2 separate regions of the Mus musculus genome follow, and region 1 is linked to region 2. A link is a contact called in ENCODE Hi-C or POLR2A ChIA-PET data. All regions are on one chromosome and are shown on one strand. Each heading gives the region's core, a stretch centred on a gene start or an enhancer-like site at or near the end of the contact. The rest is flanking DNA. Distances are from core to core; before and after follow the strand shown. Region 1 holds the start of Lmtk2 (lemur tyrosine kinase 2). Region 2 holds the start of Ocm (oncomodulin).

Evidence for each region. Hi-C counts contacts between places; a loop is a spot of excess contacts on that map. ChIA-PET counts read pairs that join two places held with the same protein, here RNA polymerase II (POLR2A).
Region 1: a map of left cerebral cortex shows a loop between it and region 2 (2.2-fold over the local background). The contact joins the promoter of Lmtk2 here to the promoter of Ocm in region 2. A Hi-C loop is called at or near these places in 7 of 37 maps with a recorded cell type or tissue (heart and left cerebral cortex). POLR2A ChIA-PET finds 5 or more read pairs at or near these places in 1 of 5 experiments (Patski).

What each region holds. Positions count from the first base shown.
Region 1 is chr5:144,098,595-144,103,428 of GRCm38, reverse strand. It overlaps Lmtk2 (lemur tyrosine kinase 2), which reads right to left and starts at 3,068. Exons shown (of 14, transcript NM_001081109.2): 1 at 2,653-3,068. The coding sequence starts at 2,755.
Region 2 is chr5:144,048,742-144,053,468 of GRCm38, reverse strand. Ocm (oncomodulin) reads left to right here and starts at 2,860. Exons shown (of 5, transcript NM_033039.3): 1 at 2,860-2,988.

The DNA of each region.
Region 1 (4,834 bases), core at 1,819-4,318, 50 kb before region 2:
GGATGCTTAGCAGCTTACTTCCCCTGGCTTGCTCAGTCTGCTTTCTTACAGAGCTCAGGACCACCAGCCCAAGGATGGCACCACCCACAATGGGCTGGGCCCTCCCGCATTGGTCACTAATGGAGAAAATGCCTTGGAGCTAGACCTCATGGAAGCATTTCCTCAACTGAGGCTCCTTCCTCTTTGATGACTCTAGGTTGTGTTGAGTTGGCACAAACCAGCCCATATTGGGGGAAAAGGGTCTATGCAATGGGCCCATCCTTACTTGGGAAGGCCAGCCTTGTTCTATACAGGTCTCTAATCAGACACCCCAGTTATAACTGCTCTTTTATCTACTATATGCATATATATACATATATATATATATATTTTCATGGTAGAGCCTTCGTTTTTAACCACTAAGCTCAATAAATGTGACTAACACGAAAGTTTCTTTACCCTTGATCAAAAAAAAAAAAAAAATGTATCTCCTTGGTTGAGTGCATGTGTGAAACCTTGTGTTCAGTCCCTAGTACAGAAGAGGAAAGGGGGAGGGAAGGAGAGGGAGAAAAAGGAAGAGGGAAGGGGTGAGAAATCTATCCCAGTTGTAATATCAATAAGCTATTTGGACAGAGAAACAATTCCATACATCCATGTTTGATATTTAATAATGCATCATTTACACACAGTTTATACGGCTCCCTCCAAGGATCAAAATAGGAAAGGAAAACGTGCAAAAGACACAAATCACCTGGGCTTCACTTATGTCAAAAACTCATGGGTTTATGTTTTTCAGGTTGCTTTGTTTTACAAGACCTCAATGAACCTCAGCTCTCTGAAATTCCAGCCTATATAAAATAAAATGGTGTGGCAATAGAATAAAATGCAGGGGAGAAAGATAGATAAGCAGATACACTTTCACAAATTATATACACACATATACATATACATGTATATATGTGTATATATATATGTATGCATATGTGTATATATATATATACACACACATATACATACATACATACATACATACATAAACACACACATATATGCCAAAATGCATAAAAATTGATAGGCACAAGAACTACTGGAAGTTTCTGGAATCGCCTTGTCTCTCTCTCTCTCTCTCACACACACACACACACACACACACACACACACTGTATCCACTGTGCTACCTAGTGTTAATTTTCTATTTAAATGTCAATATCCTTACATAGCAACATCACTACCTTTCTATATAATCTTTCCCAGCTTCCCCGGTATTTTCTGCAATGTCCACTCTCATCCTGGTTGACTATCGACTTCTGTCAACATTCAGTTATCTTATCCACTGACTCAGAACACTCAAGTCACCAAAAAGACTTGATTCCGAGGCGATAGCACAAACACAGTGCTACATTATATAGTGTAAGCACACCACTTAATACTCAACTGAAGGGCACTCAATAGCATATAACCTAGGGTAGTTCTGGAAGCCATTACACCTCTTTCATTGTAGATTTTTTTGAAACTCCCATATTGACCGGAGGCAGTTCTGCCCTTAAACCTTGACCTCAGGTGCGTTCCAGAGACAGTTAAGACTTTAAGTAAACTGGGAGGTGGGTGTAGAATCACAAGACAAGGTGAATCAAAGACCTAAGTTTGAATCTAACTACAACTTGGCTGTGTCACCTTGAGTATATCTTTTGATCACCAGGGTTCCAGGATCCTCAAAGCAAAAGATGAAGAAATTGGACTAAATTATCTTTAAGCTTTCTTCCAACCTCTAAAGTTCTTTGAAATGTCAATACCTCCCCCTTCGTTGAAAAAAAAAAAGAAAGAAAGAAAGAAAGCCGTAATGATGGAAAGTTAGCCTAGATTTGTTTTTTTTTCTTAAAATTTCTGAGATGGTTTCTTTGGCTGAAGTTTTATTTATAAACTCCAAATCAAAACTATATGCAGAAAATACAGAAGGGCTGAGAGCTTGAAAAGAGAATCACTCGCTGAAATAGTTCAATTACCCTCAGGCCAATTTGTCAGTGGATACGCAAAAGCTGCTATGCTACTCCAGTCACTAGCTTCCTAAAACAAAATTATGTATCGTTTGTTCCTTTCTCATCCCCAGCGACTCATTCCGAAAAAATAAATAAATAAACAGATAAATAAACCAATAGCCCAACAACCACAGCATCTAAAATCAATTTACAACTTTAGAACAAGTTTCGGTGAGCCAAGGAAACTGCACAGCTTCCGCGAGTCATTGGTTTCATTTAAGGAATGACGAGAAATAAGAAACGGTTCTTATAATAAGACGGGAGAAAAGCCACCAGAGGCAGGTGACATCTGGAAGAAGAAAAAAAAAAAAAAGGAAGTGTCGAGGACAGAAGCTGGAGGTACCTTTAGGGCAACAAGTTTAAGAGTCCGGGAAAAAGAGTCCCCCGGGAGGTAGGGGAACCCATCGCTGCCACCTCGCCCCGCCGTCTTCCCCAACCCCCACCGTGTCGCCGCGCCCCCGCCCCCCATCCCACGCCCCTGCGGCAAGAAATCTCCCTGAGATCGCGGGCATCCCGCGGCCTCCTGCCCTCGGCAGGCCTCCGATCCGCCGCAGAGGTGGCCCAACCCCGCAAGCCCGCCGCCCTCGCCGCCGCCCCGCAAGACGCAGCGGCCCCGCAGCCCCCGGGCTCCGCTCACCTGCACCTGTTTGCGGAAGTGGCGCGGCCCGGGCACAGCCGACCGTCAGGAGCAGGAGCAGCAGGAGCATCGGCGGCGGCGGCGACGCCGGCGGCCCCGGCATCTCGTCCACCGCGCGGTCCCCCACGGGGCCGGCTCTCGGGTCGCCGCCTTCAGTCAGTCGGTCAGCCCTCCGCGCCGCCTCAGCGACACCGGCGCCGGCTGCTTCGGGACACACGTCTCTTTAGCCAAACGTCAACCTTGTTCCTGGTCTGCATCCGCCGCTCTGGCCTCGGAGCCAGCATCATCCTTCCCGCCCGTCAGCGCCGCCACCGCCGCCGCCGCCGCCCCTCAACAGCAGCAACGGCGCCCAGCCTGCGGAGCCGCGGGCCCAGGCAGCCGCGCTCCCGCCGCCATGATGGGCTGCGTCATGTGACGTAGAGCTGAGGCGGGATGCCGGGACCGACACCTGGACCAGCCAATCGTCAATCCATACTGACTCCGGGAGCCCCACCCTCTCAGCCATAGGCGGCAAGGTGGCGATCGGTGCGCCCCCTGCAGACAGAGGAATGAGGCGTGGGCAGCAGGTAACATCGACAATTATTTTAGGAAGATATAAAGAAGTCCATAATAACCCACATAATTTAATCTGGGACTTTTGTCTCTCTTTCTCCTACTTTTTATTTTTCTTTTCTAATTTTTACCAACATGGTTCTCGGTATTTTATCCCCGGTTTTACTTTCTTCATTTTCACTTATCAGAACTTTCTTAGCCTCTTCTTCTTAGGCTGACCCTCATATCAGATAAGCTCTTGAGGAAACGTTGAAATTTTTAAAAATTTTAATTGATCAAGCACAGAATGTTTCTGACTTCACTTACTGACGTAGCAGTGAGCTCAAGCCAGCTCCTCTGCCAAGACAGCCAGCCCTTCCTGCCCCCTCTTGTTCACCTGGCAGATGCGCATCCTTTCATTCGTCAAGACACACCTGGAATATGTATGACTTCATCGATGGCTTCACCCCAATCCCACAAATAACTGAGCATCCACAGCCCCGACCTAGCCCAGCCCTGGGCCGACTGTCATGTTTTATTGTTCCTGTGACTGTAAACCCCTTGAGGACAGCAGCCCTGTCTTGAGTCACCTTGGAGCTCCTCCTGGGTGTTCTCTACTGGAACTGTGCTAGGTGTTGGTGATGGGTGTGAGGAGGGAGCAACTTCCAGGTGAGGTAGAAGATGTCTCAAATGCAATGAAGAGATTGCTTGCCTTGCAAGCTTGAGGGCCTGAATTTGATCCCCAAGAAATCCACATAAAGAAAATCTAACCTTAGTGGACAATGCTTGCTGAAGAGGCAGAAAAAAAGATGGCTCGTAGGACTCGCTGACAAGCCAGACAAACTTGCTAGGTAAGTTTCGGGCCAATAAGAGACCCTGCCTCAAAAACAAAAAGTGGACCCTGACCCCGAGGAAAGACACTCTTCTGGCCTTCACACACACACACACACACACACACACACACACATACATACACAGGGACAGGTGGAGAAAATGCACACACATAAACAAATCACATGCAAACACAAGCAACACATACATCCATGCACACAACACATACATCCATGCACACAACACATACATCCATGCACACATAATAGAAAGGGAGAAAGTGTTTGACTGTAACACAGCTCTGAGCCCCTTCCTTGGGGTTGGGGAGACCACCTTTGCTGACTCTGGGAGTCCAATTTGTGAATAAAAACACCTGAAGAGCTGCCTTGCATCTTATCAGGTGGAACTTTAGCAACTTGCAAGCCCAGAGCTTCACCTGGTTTCCAAACTCCCTCCAAAAACCCATTGTAAACACTTAGCTGTCCGTGGTGCTAACTGACTCAGCCCGGGGCACAGGATGTCTAGGGAATATGTCTGGTGTTGATCGAGGCAAGCCACACTAAAAACCTGAGGAAAGCAGTAGCCGGCCTGTGACACTTGAGCTCAACTCGGCCTCTTCCTGCTGATCTTTCTGGGCAGAGGGGAAGGAAGGCAAAGGTCTAGAGAGGAGGTACAATTGCCCCGCTGTGCGTTGACTTCCATCCGGAAGCTCTACCCACTGCATCCAAGGAAGCCGGGAATTCATGCTCCAACCTGACAAGAGGCTCTGTGAGGAGCAGAGCTGGCTCAGTGAAAGCCCTTCCTCATAATCCTCCTGGTA
Region 2 (4,727 bases), core at 1,611-4,110:
CTCCCTGCCACCTGCCTGGTCTCATCTTAGGTCTAATCGCTGCTCATCCTGCTCCCCCACCCCTCCCCTCCCCTCCCCCACCCCACCCCCACAGGCTTCAGTTTTCCTGTCTTTAATGTGGTGACTGGGGAGGAGTGGGCTGAACACTATAAATAGGCTTCCAGCAGTGATTATTCGTATCATCATTATGAAACCACTCAAATGTAAAACTGTAGAGGGCATGATAAACATGCATCCCCAAGATGACTATATTTGAACATTTTTGCTTTATATACTTGTGATTTCCTGAGAGATTCCCTTTGCAGAGGCAGGGTAGTGGCTCAGTTGGTCAAGGGCTCGCCGTGCAAGCATGAGGAGCTACGTTCGGATTCCCAGCATCCACAAGCCTGGTGTCCGTCTGTAACTCTGGCTCAGACATATACATACAGAGAAATGGTTAAGGAAAGTGAACGTGGCAGGGGCAAGGTCACGAGACGGAGAGACTAGCGCCAGACTAGGGTGCCAAGTGAGCTCGAGGCGGATATGGGTAACTCATGGAGAGACCCCGTCTCAAAGTTAAAAGTGAACAAAGGGGCTGACACCATAGCTCAGTGGTAAAGCACCTGCCTAGGATCTCCCAGCAAGTTGGAGGCGTAGCTCAATATTAGAGTGCTTCATAGGAGCCCCACCTCTCTTAAGGTACTGAAGGCATTGCTCACGGGTAGAGTACTGGTGTAGCATGCACAAAACCATAGGTTCAATCCTCAGTAACACATGCTCACGTGCACATGCACACATTCACACACAACTAGAGACTGAATGTGTTCAACAACAGCACTTCCGGTCTCACAACCCAGAATCTAGGAAAAGCGTGGCAAGGCGTTGACAGGGATGCTGTCTCCTTGGTTTATGGACGGACAACCTCACTGTCACTCTCTCCTTCCTTATAGGGCCTTCCCTCTGGCTGCACACACGTCCCTGGCTTCCCTGAGTGTCCTTGTTTCTTTACTTTCTTTTTAAATTTCTGAAACCTTATCTGGTCATTTTATGTATACAGGTGTTTTGCATGCATGCCTGTGTGCACACACAAGTATCCATCACATGTGTGCGTGGTACCCACTGAGCATCTCTTCAGTTCCCTAGTCTCTCTTTATGAGGACGCCCATCAAATTGCATGTGTGTGCATGTGCGTGTGCGTGTGCGAGTGCATTGGTGCACGTGTAGAAGTCAGAGGAGAACTTGCAGGATCTGTATTCTTCTACCATGTGGGTTCTGAGGTGTGAACCCAGACACCCGGCGTGTCGGCAAACACCTTCACCTACAGAGCCATCTTGTTGACTCTTCAGCCTCATTTTAACTTCATGATCCTTTTAAAGGCCAAATATAGTCACATTCTCAGGTTCTGGACAATGGAGCCTCAACATGGAGGGGGCACAGTGTAGTCTTTCATGTTGCAGCAGCGTTAACATGATGCTGCAAACAGAGTGGTTTAAAATAACAGATGTGGACTGGGGATGCAGCAGCCAGTTGACAGAGTGCTTGCCCAGCATGCATGGCGCCCTAAGGTCCATCCTGGCTACATATAAACCAGGCACAGAGGTGCACACCTGTAATCCCAAAACATTAGAGATAGAAACAGGAGGACTGGGTATCCCATATCACTCTTGGCTACAGAGTGAGTTGGAGGCCAGCCTAGGATATCTGAGACTTTGTATTAATTATTTAACAGACATGTATTGCCCTTGCAGTTCTGGAGCCTTACAGACATGAGGACCTGAATTCCATCACTAGACCCCACATTGGACAAAACAAAACAGCTGGGTAAGGTACACCATGCTTTTAATCCCAGCACTGGGGAGGCAGAGACAGGAGGATCTAGACTATTTAATGAGTACCAGGCCATCAAGAGACCATCTTAAGAAAAGGGGAGGAGTTGAAGAGATGGCTTAGCAGTGACCAGTACTTCCTGCTCTTGCAGAAGATCTGGGTTCAGTTTCCAACACCCATTTGGGACAGCTCTGGGAGATCTGATGCCCTCTGCTGGCCTCTGTGGGTACTTGCATGCACATGGTGCATAGACATATACTCAGCCCCACCCCCACAAAATGTAAAATAAACTATTTAAAAAGAAAAAAAAAGGCAGAAGTAATCCTCTGACTTACACACACACACACACACACACACACACACACACACACACACTACTTTCCTGGAAATCAGAGACTGTACTGGAAAATGCACGTTGGCCTAGACTCATCCCCAAAGCCCAGGACTCTGCGCCCAATCTGTGCCCATAGCTGCAAGTAAAGTACATGTGTTTCTGATGACAACCCGTCAACCAGAGCCCAAGGCTCCCTTCTCCCTCGACACAGTTCCCTCTCAATATGTGATTATGGCACTACCACAGCGAAGAGCAAGACAAAGAAAGGAAGAAAAGAAAAAAAAGAAGGAAGGAGGGAGGGAAGGAAGGAAGGAAGGAAGGAAGGAAGGAAGGAAGGAAGGAGGAAGGAAGGGTAATGGCTATTCCTGGTTGTCAACTTGACTATATCTGGAATGACCTACAATCCAGAATTGGAAGGCTCACCCGTGATCCAGATCTTGAGGCTGGGATATACACATTTCTGATCTGGATCTTGGCATGGAGATCTTGAGGCACAGTGGCCATGAAAAGCTTAGGCCCAGGCAAGGTAGTACACACCATTAGTCCCAGGAGGTAAGTAGATCTTTGAGTTCAGGGTCAGCCTGGGGCAAAGCAAGTCCCAGATCTAGGCGTGGTGATACACACCTTTAATCTGGGCCACACCTTCTGCTGGAGGCCTCCAGAAGGACTTTAGAAGAAGGAAGATTCACTCTTTTTAGCCTGCCTTCATTTACTTGCCAGCACATCTGTTGGAATCTACTTCTACAGAAGACCAGATGAAACAACTAGCCTAGTGGGACCGAGCAACTACTAGATCCTTGGACTTCCAATTCACAGCTGACCACTGTTGGGGAGTTGGACTACAGACTGTAAGTCATCACAATAAATTCCCTCAGTATAGAGAGACATTCCATAAGTTCTGTGGCTCTGGGGAACCCTAATACAGGAAGGAAGGGAAGAAGGAAGAAAGGAAGGAAAGGGAAGGAAAGGGAAGGGAAGGGAAGGGAAGGGAAGGGAAGGGAAGGGAAGGGAAGGGAAGGGAAGGGAAGGGAAGGGAAGGAGGGACAAAGGGAGGGAGGAAGGAAAGACGGAAGAAGAAAGGAAAGAAAGAGAGAAAGAAAAGAAAAAAGATCTCTGCCAATTTGTGGCTTTTGGTGTCCCTCCTGGCCTCTGTTTATGTGAAGGTGTATTTTTACCCAGTTCTAGGCAGAGACCATCGTGGGTTGAGCCTGTTTTACTTACAATTATGTCATGGACATATATACCACTGCAGCCTTCATAGCTGTTATTTTAAGAGCTGGGTACCAAGTCCATCTGGTGATCTGCCGTAATGCACTTTGCCAGTCTTCTACTGTGTGGCCTCTTTTCTTCTCTTTTTTTTTCCTTTAATTTTCTTTTTCTTCCTTCCTTTCTTTCTTCCTTTGCTTTAAAAATTGTATGATTGATTATTACTGTGTGTGTAAATGATGGAGTCAGGGAAGCAACATCTGTCAACCTGTGTGTGGAGGGTAGAGGACAGTTTTATAGAGTCGGTTCTCTCCTTTATGTGGGTTCTAGGGATTGACCTCAGGTCACCAGACCTGTGTGGCAAACACCTGTACCTGCTGAACATCTCACTAGGCTCTCTATTCTTCCTTCCTCCCTCCCTTCCTTCCTTCCTTCCTTTCTTTTTTCTTCCTTCTTTCTTTCCTCCTTCTTCCTAGTACTAGGGATGGAAACCAGGGCTCACATATGCTAAGGAAATATTCTACCACTGAGCAAAGCCCCAGCCCCTTCCTGGGGGATTCTAGGCAGGGGCTCTACCACTGAGCCACACCCCCAGCCCCTCACTGGGGGAGTCTAGGCAGGGGCTCTACCACTGAGCCACACCCCAGCCCCTCACTGGGGGGATTCTAGGCAGGGGCTCTACCACTGAGCCATGCCCCCAGTCCCTCACTGGGGGATTCTAGGCAGGGGCTCTACCACTGAGCCATGCCCCCAGCCCCTCACTGGGGGGTTCTAAGCAGGGGAGTTCTAGGTAGGGGCTCTACCAATGAGCCACATCCCAACCTCTCACTGGGGGATTCTAGGCAGGAGCTCTACAATGGAGTTGCACCCCAGCCTAAGGAGGGAGAAGAGTGGGGGACAGAAATACCATCAGTATATTTCTTGTGAATGAAATCCTCAACAAAATTAAAAAGTTTCAACTAAAAATAGAAAATGGAACTGGAGAGATGTCTTAGTGGTTAGGGGTACTGGCTGCTCTTTCAGAGGACATGGGTTTAATTACCAACACCCACTTGGTAGCTCACAACTCTCTGTAACTGTAGCTCCAGGGGAACCAACACCCTCACACAGACACACATGCAAGCAAAACACCAATGCATATAAATTAAAAATCAATAAACTAAAAAAGAAAACAGCCTCCCAAACAAACCCTTAAACTACCAATGCAGTTCTTAAAAATGTATTACACTGGGGGCTGGAGAGATGGCTCAGCGGTTAAGAGCACTGACTGTTCTTCTGAAGATCCCGAGTTCAAATCCCAGTAACCACATGGTGGCTCACAACCATCCGTAATGAGATCTGACACCCTCTTCTGGAGTGTCTGAAGACAGCTACAGTGTAC